Linked DNA regions of Mus musculus: region 2 is linked to region 1. The links are chromatin loops, found by intact Hi-C in ENCODE. Cell type or tissue: heart. All regions are shown on one strand. Each heading gives the region's core, and the rest is flanking DNA. Links, peaks and the distances in the headings are about the cores only. Region 1 holds the start of Lsm14a (LSM14A mRNA processing body assembly factor). Region 2 holds the start of Garre1 (granule associated Rac and RHOG effector 1).

Region 1 (10,695 bases), core at 2,906-5,405:
CTGGTGAGACATATGGAACAACTAGAATTCTTGCTGTTGAAAATACACATGCATAATCACCTACTAGAGAAAATTACTTTGCATTACTTAGTAAAGACATATTTCCCTATATTCCTACAACTCAAATTCTAAGTATGTGCTTCCCCAGAAAATTATTTCAACACATCAGTGCATTCAAACATTAATTTTCCTAAAAGCATTGTTCTCAATAGCCCCAAACTGTAAACAAGCTAAGAACACACACACTATATATATATATATATATATATATATATATATATATATAAAAAGTATCTATACAAAGTTCAAACTGTTGCGCTCTTAACAGCTGAACCATTTCTCCAACTCTTTGGGGCTGGGGAATGGCTCAGGATTAAGAGCAGTAGTTGCTCTTTCAGTACTCACTATCACTTGTAATTCTAGTCCCAGAGGATCTGAGGCCTTTTCCAGGCCTCAATGGGCCAGACACGTGTGTTGCATAGACATACATGCAAACAAAACATGCATACACATAAAATAAAAATAAAGGTAAAAAAAATAAAGTTACTTTGTGTGCATTTGTGCAGGTCAGAGAACAATTTGCTGTAGTTGGTTCTCTTTCCACCATATGGATCCTAAGAATTAACACCTAAGGCAGACACCTTATATAGGCTTTAGTCATTCCTCTAGTCCCCAACTTCTAATTTTGAAAGATGAAGTGTTAAGTACTGGACATTAAGGAGAAAAAAGTATATATCGATACATGGATTAAATAACATTATAAATTAAATGCTCATAATTTATTATGAACCAATAAGATGCCCAAAATTTTACTCTAATAAAATATTTTGTTGGAAGAGACATATTTTTAAAAACTTTGGGTCACAAATCTTTTGAAGGTTAAGATATAAAAGGATAGGTTTACAATTAATATTTAATATATTCAAAATCTTTAAAGCGGGCTGTGATGGCAAGTCTGTAATCATGGAGATGGAAGCAGTGTAACATTCAAGGCCTAAGAAGGGCACACAGTGAGACCCCTACCTCAAAAGCCCAAAAGGTTGGGCATGGGCTTACACCTCTAGTACCAGTACTTGGAGGGCAGAGGTAAAAGGACCATTGACAATTTAAGGTCAGTTTGAGTTATATAGTGAGTTCTAGGACTGCCTGGGTTATTGGCAAACCAAATGACCAACAGACCAACCCAGGGGAAACAGAAGAAAAAAGAAATCTCAAAAATATGCTGGCTTAGCTTTTAAAGAGCATAAACTACTCTTCTACCAGAGGACCTGAATTTGACGACAGGTGGTTCTCCAGCTGGTGTGTGTGTGTGTATCTGACACCTATGGCTTCTGCCAGTACCAGTACTCACATGCACTTAGCACCACACAGACCACACACATATGAATAAAAAATATTTTTTAAAAAGTTATTAAGTCTGGCTCATGCCTTACAATCCTAGCACATAGGCGGTGGCTAGAGGACTAGGAATTCAAATTGGAAGCTGGCAGATCAATATTTCAAAGTCATCCTTGACGAAAGCCAGCCCAAGCTACATGAGACCATGCAAAGAATAATCCCCAAACCTCTACAAAAACACTTCAGCGAGAAATACTGTTCTCAACCAGTGTGTAGAACACCTGGTGAGAGCTTTACCCACCCTTTAATAAAGTCATTAAAACTAACACCATCAAGCTGTTTAAGGACATCACAGTCAACTCTCATTTGTTTTTGAGGCAGTGTCTCACTCGGAAGTTTTGGAACTCTCTAAATTGATGAGGGTTGCTTGGAACTCAGATCCACCTGGCACTAATCTCCTGAACGCCGGCACCAAGGCCCGTACCACCAAGCCCAGCTTCACACTATTAGTCAAGGCTTCAGTAATTACTAAGGAGAATCATACATCCTTAAGTATAGTGAACATCTACAAAGATGAAAGCAGGTTCTTTAAGAGGCAATGTGTTACAAAACTCCATAAGGCAAAGAGAAAGTTATGGGGTAGTTCCTGGAGTCTCAGTTTTGGCCTTCTTTGAGAGGGTTTCATGTGTACCAGGCAGATCTTGAATGCCTGACCTCCTGCTTCGACCTCCCTGGTGGAATCACAGGCATGCACCACCCACACTCGGTTTTTCTCACTGGGGAGCCAACCGGGTTTTATGCATTTAAGCATCGACTGAGATGACCTAGCTGTATTGCTTTAGCAGCCCTGATTTTGCATATCGGGGACTACAGGGGAGTGTCACAGCACCAAGCCTCATACTGCTCTTTAAAAAGCAGACTCCTTGACTTTTCAGTGTTTGATTCAAGGATTTTTTTTTTTAAGTAAATTGCCAAAAGTTATGTAAGTATCACAATGCAACTGTGGAAAACATCACCCTACTCTTTTATAGTGTCCCTTTTTTAAGCTTTGTTTTTGTGGTTCTGGGGAGGGAACCCAGATCTCCCACTTGCTAGAGAAGAGCTGTCAATCAAGCCACACCCCTACCCCCTATTAGGTATAATTCAAGAAACTGAAACTGTTAAAAGAAGCATCTATAAAAAATGCTTTTAGATTTAGAATCTTGCTATCCCTAGGACCTTTTTTCCTAGCATACTTAGTTCTTAACAATTCTACTAGGTGTGGTAGGAAAATAGACCTCCCTGGTATCAGAAACTGTTATAAGACTTCCCCTAGGATCAGAAACTCAAGTTTATTTTCTTTGTGCCTTCCTGTCACTAGCACGCGTGAACGGAAACAAAACCCACAAATTGACTGTATCGACTGTACAGACTATGGGGTTGGGGTAAGTAGGGGGGGATCCCCTTCCACACAACTTCCTCTCCCCAAGTACAGCGGAGTCGGTCAGCGCCCCGATAGTACTCGCTCTGAAGTGTGTACAAGAGTCCCGGATCATCAAAACTTAAACTTTCCTTTCTACCAGGGTTCCAGAAAATTGGCCCATGGGGACAGCAAGCAAGCATTTTAACGCGCACCCTTCGGTTGCATAAGAATTCCGGCATAACAGGTAACAATCACAGAGGAGACAAACGGGATGCGATCGACTGGACGGTACGAAACGGCCTTTCGAGATCACAAGTCTGCGGCGCAAACCCAAAGTTTGGAGCACACTCCTTAGGAGTTCACTCGACAACCGTCGCCACCGACCCAGACGAAGAACGCTGAGAAAATGGGTGCCCGAGGAATCAACACATCCGCATTCATCTCGAGGTAGGCGTCAAGATTCTTCGACTCCTCCGGCTTTGTTCGGCGCTTCCGAAGAAGGAACGACCGAATTTCGGTCTTGGAAGCCGCGAACCTGGGTGTGTTCTCCGGCTGGTTCCCGGGACTTTAGCATCGCCCCGCCCCGGGCGCCGCGCACTCGTTCCCCGGATGGAAGGCGCGGAGCTTCGGGGGAAAGGAAGCAGCCCGGGGAGCCCGGGGAGGCCGCAGCCCGGCCCTTGTCGCTTGGGGGCCGGGAGGGAGCGAGGCCCGTGAGGACCGCAGAGGGAGAAGAGCGCGAGGGCGGCGGGGCGCTCTACCCGCGCCCCCCAAAACCCCGAGGCCCGCCCCGCCGTACCTTTGGCGAGGGCTACCGTGGAGTTCTCGGTGTCGATGGTGTAGAGGATGCCCTCGTAGCGGATCTCCGCCTTGGAGATGAGGCTGATCTTGCTGCCGATGTAAGGGGTGCCCCCGCTCATGGCGCCGCCGCCGTCGCCCGCCGCTCGCACTCAGTCAGATCCCGCGCTGCGCCCGCCGCTCCGCCCGCCCGCCCGCTCGCTCGCTCCCTCCGTCGGCGCCTCACAGCAGCCGCCTCAGAACCAACATGGCGGCCGCGCCGGCTCCGCTTACCCTCCCCCAGCCTCCCGCCCTCAAACCGCGGCGCGGCGGCGGCGGCGGCGGCAGCAGCGGCGGCGGCGCAGGGCATGCCGGGAGGGCGAGGCGGCGTGCTTTCTCGCGAGACTCGCCGAGCTCACGGACGGTCCCGGGCTCTTTCCGCGGCGGCCCAGAGCGCTTGGCTTGCGCTCCCGACGTGGAAGGTTTTCACGGCACCTAGATGTCGCGGGAAGACTAGACGAGGGCCCATCCCGCCTGGTGATGCTGACTGCGGCCTCTGCCATTTCTAGGCGGGCTGCACTTTGGTACGAGCCCAGAGTCTTTGTAAGCGGTCGCCTCCCAGCTCCGGAGCCGCTCTCCGCGGGCCACGGAACTCTCACTGTAAACGCCAGAGCAGCCATCTTCGCCTGAGGAGTCTCACACTCCAAGGGCTGCCGCTCCGGGAGGCTCTGGGACTCTGTCCCCCAAACTGAGTCCAACCCTTTTTATGCGGCTTGATCCGTGTCCTAGCTTTCAAGATGTTCCCGGTCACTAACTATGCAAGAAACACCAGTCCAAGTGTTTCTCTGCCGCTTTGATCACTTAATGTCAGCTCCACTTTCTTAATAACGATCATCTCTCCGATCGGATACCAAATTGGCATCTTAAAACTTTGCATCCAGAGATGTAACTCTTCGGTTTTACTCCAAACTCGTCCCTCTAGCTTGTTCTCGGAGGTAACTATGAACCGGGAACGTTTGCTTAGTAGCTAAGACCCCAGTCCTGGATTGTCTTACACCTCCACACCTGTCCTAACTATAAATCTTGTCTGTTCAGGCTGGACCGTCTCCATCCGTACAGCTCTATATAACGCCTCAGTTACCCTGGCCAGAGTTGTTGGCAGTAGCTCCCGAAGAATTCTATTTCTCTTACCCCTACTAGGTTTTTCTTAACACAGCAGTCAGGGGGAATCATGTTCAAGTAGCAAGAGATTTTGGACTTTTGTTCAACTCAAGATAACATCCGTCTACTCAGTGCGCTCCACAGGTTACATTTTACACAAGGTGAAAACCAGACTTCCTAGTTTGGCTTATGAGGGCATGGATGATTTAATTTGTTGTTACACAGCTCCATACTGTTCCAAGCATCCCTTCTTCTCACAGCTTCCACAGTTCATTATACTCTGCTCAAAGCTGCCCTAAGAGGTGATGTATTTACAAAACTACAGTAGATCTCGCTTTACACCCCTCTTCTTGCCTTGCTCCCTCCCTACCCCCCATCGCATTTGTCTATTTAGTCATAAGTGTTTGTCTCCCTTCTTGGCTAGAATGCAAATATTTTGAGGAAGGGTTTCTGGTTTTAGACACTGTTTGCATCATCCTTGGGGCCAAGTGTAGCAACCGGCCCAGGACAGCTGCTCGGTAGACATTTGCTGCAAGAGTGAACAACTGGGATAAGAGCCGAACACAGGCAGCAAGTAGGATGTCTGGTGCGCTGAGCCAATGCATGGTGATTATCTGCGTGTTCCGGGAAAGCAGGAGAGAAGATTGATGAGCTGAGCTGTGACTGGTGCCCAGTGGCTTCAAGGGGGTCCCTGCTTCAGCATACAGTCATTATTTGGTGTGCAAATCTGCGTTTGGAGTCTTCCCTTTGTAGGTCTCAGACCAATGTTGCCTTCTCTTCCATAGTGAACACATTCTTTCCCTTGTCAGTTTCTATAAACTGATGATACCTAACTCTCAAATTTACATCTCTCACATCTCCTGGCTTCACACATACCAACCACATCACTGCCATCTCTGTTGGGTTTATTCCATGGTGTTAGCTGGTGATGGAACTAGCTGTACTCCATGTCCCAATTACATAGTACATTTAATTGCCAATTTGATAATTTCTCCGTTACTGTATCTATTCTCCTCTCTCCCCATCACCCCCAACAAACTGTCTTTATTCATGGTTCCTAGGGTCTTCTGGGGCCCAAGGTTTGTGTCTGCGATGGTTTGAATGTGTCTCCCAAGAATTCATGTAAAGTTTAATCCTCACTGGGGCAATATTGAAAAGTGGTTGTGGGCCGGGCAGTGGTGGCACATGCCTTTAATTCCAGCACTTGGGAGGCAGAGGCAGGCAGATTTCTGAGTGCGAGGCCAGCCTGGTCTACAAAGTGAGTTCCAGGACAGCCAGGGCTACACAGAGAAACCCTGTCTCAAAAATACAAAAAACAAAAAAACAAACAAACTAATTGATGGGGGAAGACCCAGCCCATTGTGGGTGGAGCCACCTCTGGGCCGGTTGTCCTATGATCTATAAGAAAGCAAGCTAAGCAAACCATGGAGTGCAAAGCTATAAGCAGCACCCCTCCATGGCCTCTGCATCAGCTTATGCCTCCAGGTTCCAGTCCTGGCTTCCCTCAGTGAGGGAGTGTTACCTAAAAGTGTAAGGGAAGAAATTCTGACGCCCCCAAGTTGCTTTTTGGTCGTAGTGTTTTATCATAGCAATAGTAACCCTAACCAGGAAACACGCAAAATCTTTTTTGTTGTTTTGAGACAGAGTCTATATAGCCCTGACTGTCCTGGAATTTGCTGTGTAGCCCAGGCTGGAACTCAAAGGGATCCATGTGTCTCTGCCTCCTGAATACCAAGAAAAGTCATTTGGCACTACACCCAACTAGGCTATAATTATCAGTAATTTTATTTTTAAATATAAGGTCCACACTTTTTTAAAGTGACCTGTGTGTGGTGCTGGGCATTGAACCCGCGGCCTTATATGTGCATGCTAGATAAGTACCACTGAGCTAATTTCCAAATTCTTGATTTCAATTAGTCTTGTACTTATCTTTTTAAAAAGATTCCTTTTTTATTATGGGTGTTTGTACAGACATATATATGTTATATATGAAGTATGTGCAGTGACTGTGGAGGCCAGAAGGGGGCGTTAGATTCCCTGGGACTTGATTTACAGATTGTTATGACCCACCATGTGGTTGTTGGGAACTGAGCCAGGTCCTCTGGAAGGGCAACCTTCACTGTTGAACCATCCCTCCAGGCCTTTCTTGTACTTACCTTAACCAGCTATTCATCCCGGTAAGTATAGTCTTTTTCAGTTCTAGAAATAGGCAGTTAGGTTATTTAAATTTAGGTAGGTATATACCACACTGGTAGTTCCAGCAGTTGGGAAGTAGGAGAATTGTGAGTTCCAGGCCTGAGCTACAAAATGAGATCCCGCTGTCTCAAGATAACAAAACAAAACAAACAAGATTGATTTTCTTTTCCTCCTGAAAACCTACACGTTTTTGCCTATGTTGTCTATCTAATGCTCCAGTTCATTAACACATAATAAATACATGTGAGGTCATTGTTAATTCTAATATTGCAATCGTGTAAATTACATTTTCTTCCTTTACAACTATGCTAGATACATTATTTAAAAGAACTAAAGTGATTGGAGTCAATATTTTTATCAGAGAGGACAACCCTATTCCTTTCCTAGTCAATAGGATGAGTGCAGTTGTGTGGCTTTCCCTGGGAGAGATGAACAAAAGCCTAATCCTGCCAGGCAGTGTTATCCACAGACAAGTGTAGCTCATGAACAAATGGGTCCATTTGGCTTACTTACAGGGGCACAGTGAATCAAATTGTTCCCAGCTCCTAGAAGTTGCATCCAGTTGCTCCCTACCAGAGCTTCAGGCAGCTACTCAGAAGGCATTCCCCTCAGCAATTACTGACTGTGATAGAATCTTGGGGAAAGGCCTTGTGAATCTCCTTACTTTCTGAGCTTCCTGAGACATGTAAAATTCAGGAGCTTCCTGAGATTGTGTGCTTAGTTTTGGGAATCTTCTGAACCCTCTCTCTTCCACAAAGGAAATAGTTATGCAACAGAAGTTGATTGCTTAGGTCTAATTGGGAGTTGAACTGAGAAGGGTGTGATAGCAGGTGGTGATGTACACCTGTAATCTGCCTTTGGATTGGAAGCAGAAAAAAATCTGAGGTCTCTGCTAGCCTGGGCTACACAGTGAGACTACCTAAAATGAAAAAATAAAATTTGGTGGGTGGGTGGTCCAGTAGTTAAGAACACTTATTTTTGTGAGGACCCAGCTTCAGTTCACAGCCCCCATGTGACAGCTAACAACATTCCACAACTCAGAGGGCACCAAGCATGCATGTGGTGCATAGACATACATGGAGACAAACATAAAATACATCAAAAAAATTTTTTTTGTTGTTTTTGTTTTTTTCGAGACAGGGTTTCTCTATATAGCCCAGGCTGTCCTGGAACTCACTCTGTAGACCAGGCTGGCCTTGAGCTCAAAAATCTGCCTGCCTCTGCCTCTGCCTCTGCCTCCCCAATGCTGGGATTAAAGGCATGCACCACCACGGACGGCTTAAAAAAATTTTTTTAAGCCTCTAAAAAAATAGACCATGTAAAATGAACTATTTTCAGCTTTAAAATTGTTTCTTAACTCACACGATCAAAATAGGTTGTGAGGAATATTTCTTACTACTGTTCTATGTTTGGTTTTTGAAAATAAATGTTTTGCCCCCAATCCAAGCATTTCAATTCCTTTCTTGTGTGCAATGTTAACTGCAAATTTCAATTGCCAGTTGAGTAGTCGTGTGTGGTGTTTTCTTGTTCCTATGTGGCAGACACCCATGGCTTTCTCATTCACCCCATCTGGGCCTCCAGTGTGGTGTAATTATCCTGAAAAGCCAAGATGTGTGAGAGCTTGGCTTGATTACTCTAATGGCACACAGTGTTTTCGAAAACCTCTCAATTCCTGAATAATTATCATTATCATATTTATGTGTTTAGCCAAAAGCTTAATTGGAAGATTCCAGAATGAAACAATGCTACACAAGGAAAAAGAAAACCTCTCAGTCATTTCTCTTTGAAAAAAAATTTTTTTTTTTTTTTTGCAGATTGAAATACAGCTGATAAATGCATGAGACTAAGCATCACATCCTGCAGAAGCAACTGCAGTGCAGGGCAACCGTTCCCAGCCTCTTCCTTGCAGAAGCAACTGCAGTGCACGGCCACCATTCCCGGCCTCTTCCCAGCTGCCTTCCCAGGGAGCAAGCACACTTAACTCTTTCTGGTGTCTCTGTCGTCATCTAGAGAACGCACATGCTATGCTTATAACACCAGCTTCTTTCTCTTTTCAAGACTTATTTCTATTTATGTGCATGTACATATTTGCGTATGGACTTGCACGTGTGTACAGGTACCCAAAGAGGCCAGGAGAGGGCACTGGATCTCCTGACCCTAGAATTACAGGAAATGGTGAACTGCCCAATGTAGGTGCTGCTGGGAACCGAACTCTACTTCTCTTTGTCCAAGTCTGGTGACCATATTGGAACATATATGAGAATAAGATCCTAAGTAACCTATTTGGGGGCTCTGTGTTTGTAGTATACTTCATTCACTGGAGAACTTGACTAGTGAAACTCTAAATGACAAATTTGTATTGGCACTTTCTCTTTTTAAAGTATTAATGGATGCCACTTGTGTGCATGTATGTGGGGGCCAGAAGAAGACATTCGGTTCCCTGGAGCTGCAGTTTCAGGAGGTTGTGAGGTACCTAATGTTTGTGCTAGGAACTGAACTTTTGAACTGCAGTCAGTGCTTTTAACTGCTGAGCTATCTCTCCAGCCCATTGTTCTTTTTTCATTGTTCATTTGTTTTTCTCTTATGGGTTTTTTGTTTTCATTTTTCTTAAGCCAAAATTTCTCTATGTAGCCCTGGCTGGCCTTGAACTCACAGAGATCCATCTGCCTCTGCCTCCATGCCCAGCCTCCTGTTCTTATTTTTTGAGACCAGATCTCAGCATGTAGTCCAGGATGCCTTGGAACTCCAGATGCCCCTGCCTCAGCCCCCTGAGCATTGGATTACAGACCTACATTAATATTTTCAAGGGGTGACACATTAGGCTATCACAATGCTGGATGAGAAAGATAGCAAGAGAAATCGGATGACAGCCAAGTGGCACTTTAGAATACTGGGGTTTCTGGATCTAGTGACAGCTTAGTGCAGAGGAATGTGGACAGCCAAGTCCTCTGTTATGAAATGTCAGAAACCCGGGCACATTTGACCTGGAATGTATCTGTATTTGCTCTGGGGTCTACATGCTTCCTCAGCAAGGGAGGAGGGCAGGAAGAGTGTGAAACCAAGATCCAAGTACACACTGTTTAAGGAGGACTTCATGCCCAAGGCACAGTTCCTAGAGAGCTTGCTAGCTCTTCTCTAACACATCACTGCTGTCTGGATAGGGATGGCCAGAGCACGTGTGTGTATTAGTGATAGCTCTCCAAAGAAACACATCAATAGGATATATATAGATTTATAAGAAGAGGTTTAGTTAGGAATTGGCTCACGCGATTATAGAGGTCAAGGGATCTCACCATCTGCTGTCTGTAAAGCTGGAGAGCCAGTAAAGCATGTGGTATAATTTATCCTGAAGCCGCAGGCCTCGGGGTGTCAAAGTGAGGGAGTGGGGGCTGGGGGAGAATATTGTTCTAGCTTCTGTGATAAAAAACGCTCTGACTGAAAGTACCAGAGGAGGAAAGGGGTTACTTGGCTTTAATTTCAGATTACAATCCATCACTGAGGCAAGGCAGGGCAGGAACCTGGAAGGAACTGGGAGGAAATTCGGCCTGCTGGCTTATTCTCAGGTTCATGCTTAGCTAACTTTCTTATACAGGACCACCTTCCTAGGTATGGTGTTGCCCACAGTGGGCTGGTCACTCCTGCATCCATCAATAGCCAGCCCCCTACAGATAAATTCACAGGCTAATCTGTGTAGGCAATTCTTCTCAACTGAGACTTTCCTTTGAGATGACTCTAGTCTGTGTCAAGTTGTCAGTTAAACTAATTAGGACAGGTTTGTTCTGAGAAGACAGGAGGAAAAGGATGCCTTACCCTGATTTGGGGAT
Region 2 (10,695 bases), core at 4,584-7,083, 79 kb before region 1:
CTACTCTCCCAAACCATGAGCCTTCACATACTCAATTACTGAAGTCCAAATGTATGTACAGCCCTTCTCCAGACATCAGGGATACAGAAGTACTGCCTAGTTTAATGGGCTAGAAAGGCCCTTACCTGCTGCTAGGTGAAAGATGTTCCAATACAAAAAAACCTTCATGGAAGGCAGGTCCTGCCAAATGCAGTGGCTATTGCATTTTGCTTGGGCAGTCCTATTCATCTAGACGTGAATTTCTGCTCTCGGTAATTATCAGCAAAGTGAAAGGCACTTAGTGACTCTGTGACCTTAAACAAGTCAGCTGAAAACTTGTGCGTCAGTTTCCTTAGTAGAATGGAGTGGCTAAACTCTACAGAGCATGGGACTTGGCACATCTCCAGACTCAGGAAATGGAAACAGCCACTCTTCAAGAAGCCTTGGACTAGCTTAGGTATCTTTGGCAACTCCTCATTCTGGTCCACTAGATCAATCCACTCCAATCCCACATTACAGTTAAGTCATAGAAATAGAACCTACCTTCCTGCAGTTGTGGCTCCAATTCCCAAAAATCCAGTCAACGAACTAAATGTGCCACCTGGTGTGTCCAGAAGAAAAGGAGGTCATGGCTCTTTCCCTTTTCTCAGTCCATCACTGCCCTCCTACTTCAGCCTCAAGCTAAAAGGAAGTAGTGGACACAGCTGAGGAAGGGGCCCTATTACCTTTCACAAAGCACAGAACAAAGTTACTTAAGCACAGCATCCTCCCCTCCCTGAAGACTCAGGGGCAGGGGCAGCACAAGTCCTTGGAAGCTGCTGAGAGGGCCCAACTTCACCTCTCCTTTCCTAGATCACCGAAGCCTAGGGCTCCCAAGGCTGGGAGCCAGGAGCTAGGTTTTTTTCCTGCCTCTGGGAGCAGGGTGATGGGGTAGGGAAGACTTCTTTAACCATAACTGAATCTCATTAGTATCTAACCCCCAAGTCATTCTGAGTATGAAAATGTGACTGTTTTCCTGCTAGTATCTAGCTCTAAGTCTACATTCAAATCTTCCCATTGCTGGCAGAGCTCTGTAAGTTCCAGGTCAGCCTGGTCTAAACAGCAAGGTTCAGACCTGCCAGAGCTCCACAGTGAGTCAGTGGGCCAAGCTGCTTGTTCCCAAGCCTGATGATCTGATTTCGATCCCAAGACCCACAAATGTAGAAGCCAAAATCCAATTCCTACAGACTGTCCTCTGACATCCACACGTATACCACAGTACTCATGCCCACACATACACACAAATAAATTTTCAAATGTAATTTAAAAAATTTTTAAAGGTGGGCTGGTGAGATGGCTCAGAGGGTAAGAGTACTGACTGCTCTTCTGAAGGTTCTGAGTTCAAATCCCAGCAACCACATGGTGCTCACAACCACTCGTGTAATGAGATCTGACGCCCTCTTCTGGTGTGTCTGAAGACAGCTACAGTGTACTTATGTACAACAATAAATAAATATTTTAAAAAAAATTTTTAAAGGAATGCCATTTTTTAAGGGGATGAATCTTAAAACTTATAGTAAATGCACAGGCTTTTTTAAGAAAACAAATGATACCAGTCAGGGCCACATAGTGAAACCCTGTTCCAAAAAGAAAAGAAAACCAATGGCACCATGAACTACAAGAATCATCTTGGAGCCGGGCATGGTGGCACATGCCTTTAATACCAGCACTCAGGAGGCAGAGGCAGGTGGATCTCTGAGTTCGAGGCCAGCCTGGTCTACAGAGTAAGTTCCAGGACAGCCAGGGCTACAGAGAAACCCTGTCTCAAAAAAAACAAAACAAAACAAAACAGAATCATCTTGGAAGTGACCCACATATGTTGGCATTAACAGGTTCATTACCTAAACTAGATATGAGTTCAAAGACCAAAAAGGGTAACAGGTGTAATTTTATAAATGGTACCATCAGCACATAGATCCCAAGGAAAGCTGCCACACATCAATGACACATCATCACTAAAGTAACCCAATTTCAGACCCCTCTAAGATCTTTCCTGTTGCCAATCCTTGTGACTGGTTGTCTGGGAGACACACCACATCACCCTTAGAACAAGACCTGTGGTGAGCAGAGGGCGGTTGGGCACATATGCTCGTAACCCCAGCACTAAAGAGGCAGAGGGGGAAAATTGAATTTTTGGCTAGCCAAGCTACATAGCCAGATCTTGTCTCAAAAAAAGACCCTCACCTTCATTTTATTTTTTCTAAAAAGTTAGCTATATTCAAGATCCATTAGCTCAGCTATGAATGGTAGTGCTGGTATATGCTGTCATCCCATCATCTGGGATGCTAAGACACAGAATTACTGAGTTCAAGGCCATCCTGGTCTATACAATGAGTACCTGGTCAGCTTGGGTTACATAGTAAAACCTTGCCTAAAAGTAAACTTTCATTATCTCAATAAAGCCAACACCTTAAGTCCCATGAAGCTTTTCCTGAGCTTTGGCTGCCTTTGATGTCACTGCCTCTTGTGCCTGTCTCACCAAATGACCAGCAAATGCCATGATGGATGTAAGCTACAGGCTCACTGTTCTGTACTGCACAGAATGGAAAGTAACAAAAATCACATTCCCACCAGGACCTGTTCTAAGGGCTTTATATTAACACAGTAAAACTACATTGTAAGCTTGGTGTGGTGGCCTGTGCTTATAATACACGAACCCAGAAATTGAGGCAGGAGAACTTAATTTGAGATCAGCCTAGGCTATACAGTAAAGTTTGGGCTAAAGAGACAGCATCTCAAAGAAAAGAATAAAAACCACACTATAACCCTCGACATTATTTCCTCTCCTATTTTCATACTGGGTAACCCAATTTTAGTGACTCAAGAGGCCAGTAAGCAGGACTAAAGTTTGACTGGTCCTTGCTCTCTGATCCCTCTATATATGACTGGATACCACAGATATTTCTTTTAAAGTTTATTAATTTTTAAAATGAAAATAATGAACAGGAAAAAAAAAAAAAAGCATGCCATTCAAAATGGTACCCAAGGCAGAGTGAAGCCAGACAGAGCATGCTGGCATACACCAGTATGATAAGGCAAGAGGATCTTGAATTTGAGTCTAGCTTGGTTGAATTTGATTCTAGCTTGGGCTAGTCAGCAAGATCTTGTCTCAAAAGTAATATTAAAAATGTTAGACTGGTTAAAAATGTACTGTTTGCACTAAAAAATGGTTTAGGAAAATTAAAGCATGTACACAACATCTTTAGAATGTAAAGCAGTATGTAGGTTAACTGGCAGCGACAGAAAGCGAACATGTCAGTTCTGAACGTATCACAAGGCTGTAAGGATAAAGGAGCATGCAGGCAGCACTTTGCAGTAAACCTGATTAGCATAGTGAGGCCGCAGTAACGCAGATACCACCATTAATTATATTCCCCAGGCTTGCTCATCTCTACAGCTTTACTCATGTCACCATCCTGTCTAAGTATCCTCTGTTCTTACAATGAGCTGGAGTCACTGACTCTCCCCACGCTATCAGCTAAGCTCAACGTTCTTCAGAAAGTTTCTCTTGACACATTCAGGTTGGCTTTCCTGCCTGAGCAGTTTGGGAAGAGCCTGTCTGTCATCACTTCCCACAGTCTGGTTAGCAGCTTTGTCACTGAGCCCAGGAGCAGTTTCAGGGGGACAAGTTAGGCTCAAAGACGACTGATGTATTAACCAGAAGGCCAATAACTACATCTATACCAAAAGGGCTAGCCCTAGCTGTAACTTTACCAAGCTTAAAGTTCTCATGGCAACACTAAAAGAAAAGTACAATGCTGTGCCCATGCTACAGTTAGATTAGACAACATCCTAAGACCAGAATCTACTACAGCACTTTGAATAGAGCTTGGACCACCTCTTTGGCAGAAACTTCCAGATGAAACTATGAAGGGTATAAGGAAGGTGGCCCCTCCCTTTGATCCTGCAAGGACTGTGCACCACCACTCCTGGTCTGGACTCATACAGAGAAACCCTCACACCGCCTAAGTTAGCTCTCTTGCACCAGCCACTCCAACTTCTACAGATATCATCCCAAACCTCTCCCGGAAACACAAGTCTTTCTTGGAGTATACAAAATTAGGTTTAAGCTTTCTGACCACAAACACATTCCAAACATGCCTTCCTTGGGGTTATAGCTGGGTCAGTTTGGCTTGAATTTAAAGTTTTCCCTGAAATTTGTCAAACTCTATTTACAAAACGTCTCTTGGCTTATGTCTGCATCTCCTCTATAGATAGCAAATTTGTATTTATTTTTTTATTTTATTCTCTGATGGTCATTTATTCAACAAATTCTCAACTGTTTCCAGAACAGTATGTTCTAGACCCCGATGATAAACACAATGAACAAAACAGGCAAAATTTCTGAAACCTTGCACAACTTTTTTTGGTGTCTCTCTCTAGGTACTTTAGACACTTCATAGACAGTCTTCTCCAAGCTGTGTCTCTTAGCTAACAATGGCGTAGATGTCTGTGAGCCAGCTAAATTCACTGGGTTACTTTCTTCCTAACTAGAGTAGGACTAGAACAGTCCCTGAGAAAAAAGATGCAAAATCTAATCAAGGTATAGGGGAGGCCAAGTATGACCTCTAATTCCAGCACTCAGGAGGCAGAGGCAGGTGGATCTCTCTAAGTCTAAGGCCAGCCTGGTCTACAGAGTGAGCTCCAGGACAGCCAGGGCTACACAGAGAAACCCTGTCTCAAAATAAAACAACAAAAATGTAGGGAAGAATACAAATGACAAGAATAATCTTAAGTCAACAAGGAAAATGAGATTGTGGGATGGCAGCTAGTAAAAACTTTAGATTCGGGCTGGAGAGATGGCTCAGTGGTTAAGAACACTGACTGCTCTTCCAGAGATCATGAGTTCAATTCCCAGCAACCACATGCTCAAAACCATCTGTAACGGGATCTGATGCCCTCTTCTGGTGTGTCTGAAGAGAGCAATGGTATACTCATATACATAAACTAAATAATTCTTAAAAAAAAAAAAAAACTTTAGATTTATCAGACAGGCCACAGTGATGAAGGATCTGCATCTAGGGGTCATTTAGAAGGAAATAAAGAATTGACATAGAGAAAGCAGAGATATGTTGTCATATGCCTATAGACCCAACAACTGGGACGTTGATGCCTGAGAATCTCAAGTTGGAGGCCAGCTTGTGTACATAAAAGACTCTCAAAAACAAACAAACAAACAACAGAAAAAGCAAAGCTGAAGTTAGGATGGAAATGTCACTCTAAGGACCCAAGGGGCAAGGAGATAAAGTGGAGACTACCTCCAAGTCTACTCTGGATGTGAAGGGAAAAACATGAATCAAGGGTTGGGGAGAAAGCATGAGGCAAGGCCTTACAAAATAGCACTAGACAGACAAGGTAAAATAGGGCAAAAAAGACCAGGTAAGAAAATAGACACTACTGCTCTAAAGTAGGAAACCAAGAGCAAGGCTGGTTTATAACAAGAATGGCTGCCCTCACCAAATATTTACAAAGTCACAGCATCTGGGGAGGTAGCTCAGTGGTACAGTACACACCTAGCATACTCAAACTTGTAAGTTCAGGCCTAAAGATGGCTCAGAGGTCAAGAGTACTAGCTGCTCTTGCAAAGGACCTGGGTTTCTTCTCATCACCCACATGATAGTTTACAAACATCTGTAACTTCAGACCCAGAGGGTCGGAAGCCCTCTTCTGGTTTCAGTGGCTTTGTATGCTCAGGGTGCAGTCTTCAGACAAAACACTCTCATACATATAAAACAAAAACAAAAATAAAAATAAGGGCTGGAGAGATGGTTCAGAGGTTAAGAGCATTGACTGCTCTTCCAAAGGTCCTGAGTTCAATTCCCAGCAACCACATGGTAGCTTACAACCATCTGTAATAGAATCTGATGCCCTCTTCTGGTGTGTTTGAAGACAGCTACAGTGTATTCAAATACATAAAATAAATTAATAACTATTAAAAAACAAAAAAACAAAAATAAATAGAATCTCAAAGTCTTGAGTTGTATCATAAAGAATGACAAAGAGGAAAAACAACTACACAAAGTGAAAAGAAAACAGAAAAAAGCAAGCAGTGACCACTAGATCAACCAACTCGGGGGCCTCACTGAACAATATCTGTAGAGAAAACGTTTAGAGCACAACTCTACACTTCAGGTTCTTTCTGAATTAATACTGAGAGAACCCAGCAATGGGTTCTTCTTACTCCAAACAAAGCAATTCCTTATTCTAACCAACATTCTTTGTCCATCTAGGAAGGTCATTTTTTTCCACTGAGGAGAAAGTCTCACAGGAAAGGGACAGAGTGGACACACAAAACCCATGGGATGTTGGAGCCTGCTAGTGACTTCCCTGGAATGCAGAAGACCTAGGAGACGCACAGCTCCTGCTATAGTAGGCTTCAAGTTCTCAACAGAAAAATTATTTAGCAAAGTATTTTGTATTTGTTTTTTTTTTTAAAGGATGCTTAAAGCATGCGGTCTTCCAAAAATCCAGAGATAATTTTAGATTGAAAAAAATCTAGGCTTGCCAAGGGAATCTGAGAACTTTTCTATCTTGGTCTCCAATGCTAACCTACGTATTCGTGTGCAAAAATAGAGGAAGATTAGAATCTCAAATGCCAGACTGAAAAGTTGCCACAACAAACTTGCACTCTTCATATGGAGTCTGTGATCTTGTCAGCAAGAAAGCAAATAAAACAGCAATAAAACCTTGTTTAATATGTATATCTTATATGTATATGTATCACACACATAAATATCAAATATAAAGAAAGTATTCTCTGAACTTGTAAAAGAAATGATCTTTTTAAAGATTACAAGGAAAAACTTACTATTTTCAAGGCACATAAAAACCTCCAAACGCACACCGAATCAAGCTCGCAAGTAGTCTTTTACAAATACATTCTTAGAACTTTAAGCCTAAAATAAGATAATAAGACAACAATGGTTACCTGGATGACTATACTGCCACTTGGGAAATATGTCTTAAAAATAAAAACAAATACAAAGGCAAGGCCTCTTGGCCTGTGTCTTTAATTCTAGCACTTGAGAAACTGAAGCAGAGAGATCTCTGTGAGCTTAAGGCCAATCTGGTCTACACCGTGGGGGTCTGTTCAAAATAAGTATGAGTAAATAAACAAATTTTTTAAAAAAGGTTAAAAATGTTAAAGCAATTATGAGAAGCAAACACAGATGTAATTTTCTACAACAGTGCGTTTGAGGTTTCCAAGCATATCCACAAGGAGAAAAACGGAATGTTACCTTTGACCCCCATTTGTAAATTTAGCCGAAGACAATAATCAAATAAATCCTTTTTGCCACAAGTGTTTTTTCTTGTGACAGGGACAATCAAATATTCATTAGAGTTTGGATAAATTATGGTACTCGATGTTCTACTACAAAACCTCTAAGAGTGACAGTATATATATCTGCACTTACTGATGTCACCAAAATGTTAGGAGCGGTTGTCACCGAGTCGCCGTGGTCATTTTCCCTCCTGACACTTTGTATACAGTGGCGAGTGTTTTTTACAAGGACAGAAGAATGAATCGCTTTCATAATGGCAACGGGTGGGGAAGGGCAAGGACAATCTATTTTCAAACTGGGGGCTCCCCAGGCTGATCGTTTCCCAGGCAATTTTGGTTAAAGTATAAACAAAATTCTTATCATGCCAAACAGGCATGCTCTTTTTCCCCTGCTCCACGAGGAGCAGGAAGACACACCCCTGACCCCGGCGCTCGCCCGACGGGTGTGGGTCCTTCCTCAGTCCTAGCCCAGCCTCGGCCCTCCTCTGACCCCCGCCGCGCCCACGGGCTCAGAGGGAGCCAGGAAGGGGCGCGCGGCCGGCCGGGGAGCCGCGGGGCGGCCTGAGGGCAGCGGCGCCCGCCTGTGCCCGTGGACCCAGGTCGCCCACAGGCCGCCAGCCCCGGGCGCACGGCGCCCCGAGCTTCCGGGAGCGGATCCCCCGCGGCGGCCCAAGGCAGCCGCGTCCTTCAGCGCCAACGCGCCCCTCAGGGTCTCGTCCCGGGCGCGCGCCGAGAGGCCCCTCCGGGCTTCCGTCCGCCCGGCCAGCGCCCGCCGAGCCCGGCGTCCTCCACAGCAGGCGGGCGAGGGACGGCGCCGAGGGAAGCGGCACCCCGCGAGCTCGCCTCGATGCCAGTCGCCCTTGCGACCCGCCGCCCGCTACCCCTAGCCAGTCCCCGCCGACCCGAGCCCGCTGGCGACCGTACCTCACCTGCGAAGCGCCCCGGCTCCGGCGCACCGCCCGGACCGGCTGTGTACACCGGAAGTGACGTCGGCGGGCGGCCCCGCCCCCGCCCCAGGCGGTCGCTGCGGTTTCCCCGGCCGGAGCCCACCCTCCCCTCGTGCTGGATGGGCGGCGGCGAAGCTCTGCGTTCCCTCCCTGTTTCCAGACCTAGTCGGAACCCTGCTGAGGGGCTCGGTTGCGTCCTCGCGTATTTATCATTGAAATTAATGATAGAACCATTGATCGCTAGACATCACACCTGACAGACGATGTAGGAGCGGGATAGTACTAGCACCCTCAGGGATTGCTTCGTGAGCGGTGCCAACAGAATACTACTGTCACAAATCACTGTAATGATGTAGTGCCATTTGTGGCAGATGGTAGGAGGGGAAAGTAGAAGAGAGAAGGAGAGAGTACCCCGACCCAATGGAAGTGGATGTCCAGATAATTACCCTCCGGGTTAGATCAAGAGCTAAGATCCCTAAAAGAAAAAGGAAAAAAAAAAAAAAAAAAAAGGAATTTTAAAACAAAACCTGAGGAGGACTACATGACAGCACACAGCAAAACACAAATAGGCGAAAGGGACCCGAGATCGTAGCTCGGAGATAGAGTACTACTCAACTTGTCAGGGGCACATATTACAGCCCCAGGGTTTTGCAATGAGAGTTTGGGAGGTTAAGACACATGTTTTAGGCTGGGAGTGGTGGTGCATACCTTTAAGTCCCAGTCACTCAGAAGACAGAAGCAGGCAGATTTCTATGAATTTGAACCCTGCCTGGTCTACATAGCAAATCCAGGGCTAGCCAAGGCTACATAGAACCTGTCTCAAAAAAAAAAAAAAAAAAAAAAACCACACACACACAAAAGGTGAATAATTATCAAATGTTTCATTGTCAGAAAACTAGAGAAGATAGGATTTATCTAAGAACATTCCAAACTCCCTGTTTTAAACAAGGGCTTATTTGGCAGTACTTGGGAAGCTGTCAGGATTGCCCAGACTCGAGGTCTGAAACCCGGAGGCAGGAATGGTTGTATCAGGCTGAAATCCAGTTTAGTGGTAAAGCACTTACTTAGCACAGGACAGGCATTGGGTTCACCCTCAGCATTAGGGGAAAGTATGGATGTAGATTTTGATGCAGTATTTGAAAACAACAAAATCTTTCAGGACTGGGTTGTGCTTGGCCCCAGATCCTAGGGTGCTAGAGACTCAGTGATCATTAAAGGTCCACCCAGGTCAGGGGCTACAAAGTTGACGTTCTCACAGTGATAAAGATGAAAGACATAAACACTTAGAGGAGTAACTGAAATGAAGGCAAATTTATTACAGAGAAATAAAGAAAAGTTAAAAAAGGGTGGTTGTGGGGCTGGTGAGATGGCTCAGTGGGTAAGAGCACCCGACTGCTCTTCCAAAGGTCCTAAGTTCAAATCCCAGCAACCACATGGTGGCTCACAACCACCCGTAATGAGATCTGATGCCCTCTTCTGGAGTGTCTGAAGACACCTACAGTGTACTTACATATAATAAATAAATAAATAAATCTAAAAAAAAAAAAAAAACGGTGGTTGTCTGAGTCTCTGTCTCAGGCCAGCCTGGTCTACAGAGTGAGTTCCAGGACAGTCAGGGCTATACAGAGAAGAAACCCTGTCCAAAAAAAAAAAAAGGTGGTAGTAGTAGTGGTATACACAGGGGGGAAAAAAAAGTAGCACATTTACTATGTTCTGGGGCCTGGGCAATGGCTCAGTGGTTAAGAGCACTGGTACTTCTGGCACCCACCTGGTGGTTCACAACCATCATTACTCCAATTCCAGGTGATCTGATACCCTCTTCTGACCTCCTCAGGCACCAGGCACACATACAGGCATGTAAAGCACTCATACACATAAAAGAAAATAAATCCATTCAACAAAATAAAAACATATTCTATACAGAGTGAGTTCTAAGACAGTCAGGGCTACACAGAGAAACCCTGTCTCAAAAAAACAAACAAACAGGACTGAAGAGGTGGCTCAGTGGTTACGAGCACTAAATGCTCTTCCAGAGGACCTGAGTTCAATTCCCAGCATGCCAAAGCTGCCTGTAATGCCAACATCAGAGGATATATCCCCTTCTTCTTCCCTCGAAGGGCCCTGCATGTGCAACACATGGTATATATTCATATACATACAGGCAGAGCATCCCTATACATAAATTTTAAAAAATTAAAAATCATCCTAGGCTATGTGGCAGTTTGAGGCCAGCCATGAGACCCTGTATCAAGAAACCAAAAATAAATAACTATAAAGACTGGAGCAGAGTCTCTAAAATGCGTGGTGATGCCTCAAGTTGTTAAGGCACTAAAGCAGAGAGGTGACCAGACAGGAGAAACAGCAAGGGCCCTGAGATCCCAGGGCAGGCTGCAGGCCAGCACTTCAGAATGGAGCCTTCCTCCTCAGTGACTTACTTACCCCAGCTTT

What was found. Hi-C counts contacts between places; a loop is a spot of excess contacts. Peaks named below come from ENCODE experiments on the same cell type or tissue, not always from the same donor. Only the 100,000 strongest peaks of a DNase experiment are listed, where the experiment ranks them.
Region 2: a loop joins it to region 1, with 2.2 times the contacts of the local background. A loop is called at or near these places in 4 of 42 quality-filtered maps.

Annotation. Positions count from the first base shown.
Region 1 is chr7:34,385,822-34,396,516 of GRCm38, forward strand. Lsm14a (LSM14A mRNA processing body assembly factor) reads right to left here and starts at 3,884. Exons shown (of 11, transcript NM_025948.3): 1 at 3,537-3,884. The coding sequence starts at 3,657. Gm12764 (predicted gene 12764) reads left to right here and starts at 2,792. Exons shown (of 2, transcript NR_169160.1): 1 at 2,792-3,187; 2 at 8,686-10,695. In heart, for the core only: no CTCF peak of the experiment used is centred there; DNase peaks (open chromatin) are centred at 3,370, 3,920, 4,490 and 5,200; H3K4me3 peaks cover 2,310 bases; H3K27ac peaks cover 2,272 bases.
Region 2 is chr7:34,305,263-34,315,957 of GRCm38, forward strand. Garre1 (granule associated Rac and RHOG effector 1) reads right to left here and starts at 8,285. Exons shown (of 14, transcript NM_172741.3): 1 at 8,230-8,285. In heart, for the core only: CTCF peaks have their summits at 4,917 (motif pointing left) and 5,901 (motif pointing left); no DNase peak of the experiment used is centred there; H3K4me3 peaks cover 726 bases; H3K27ac peaks cover 202 bases.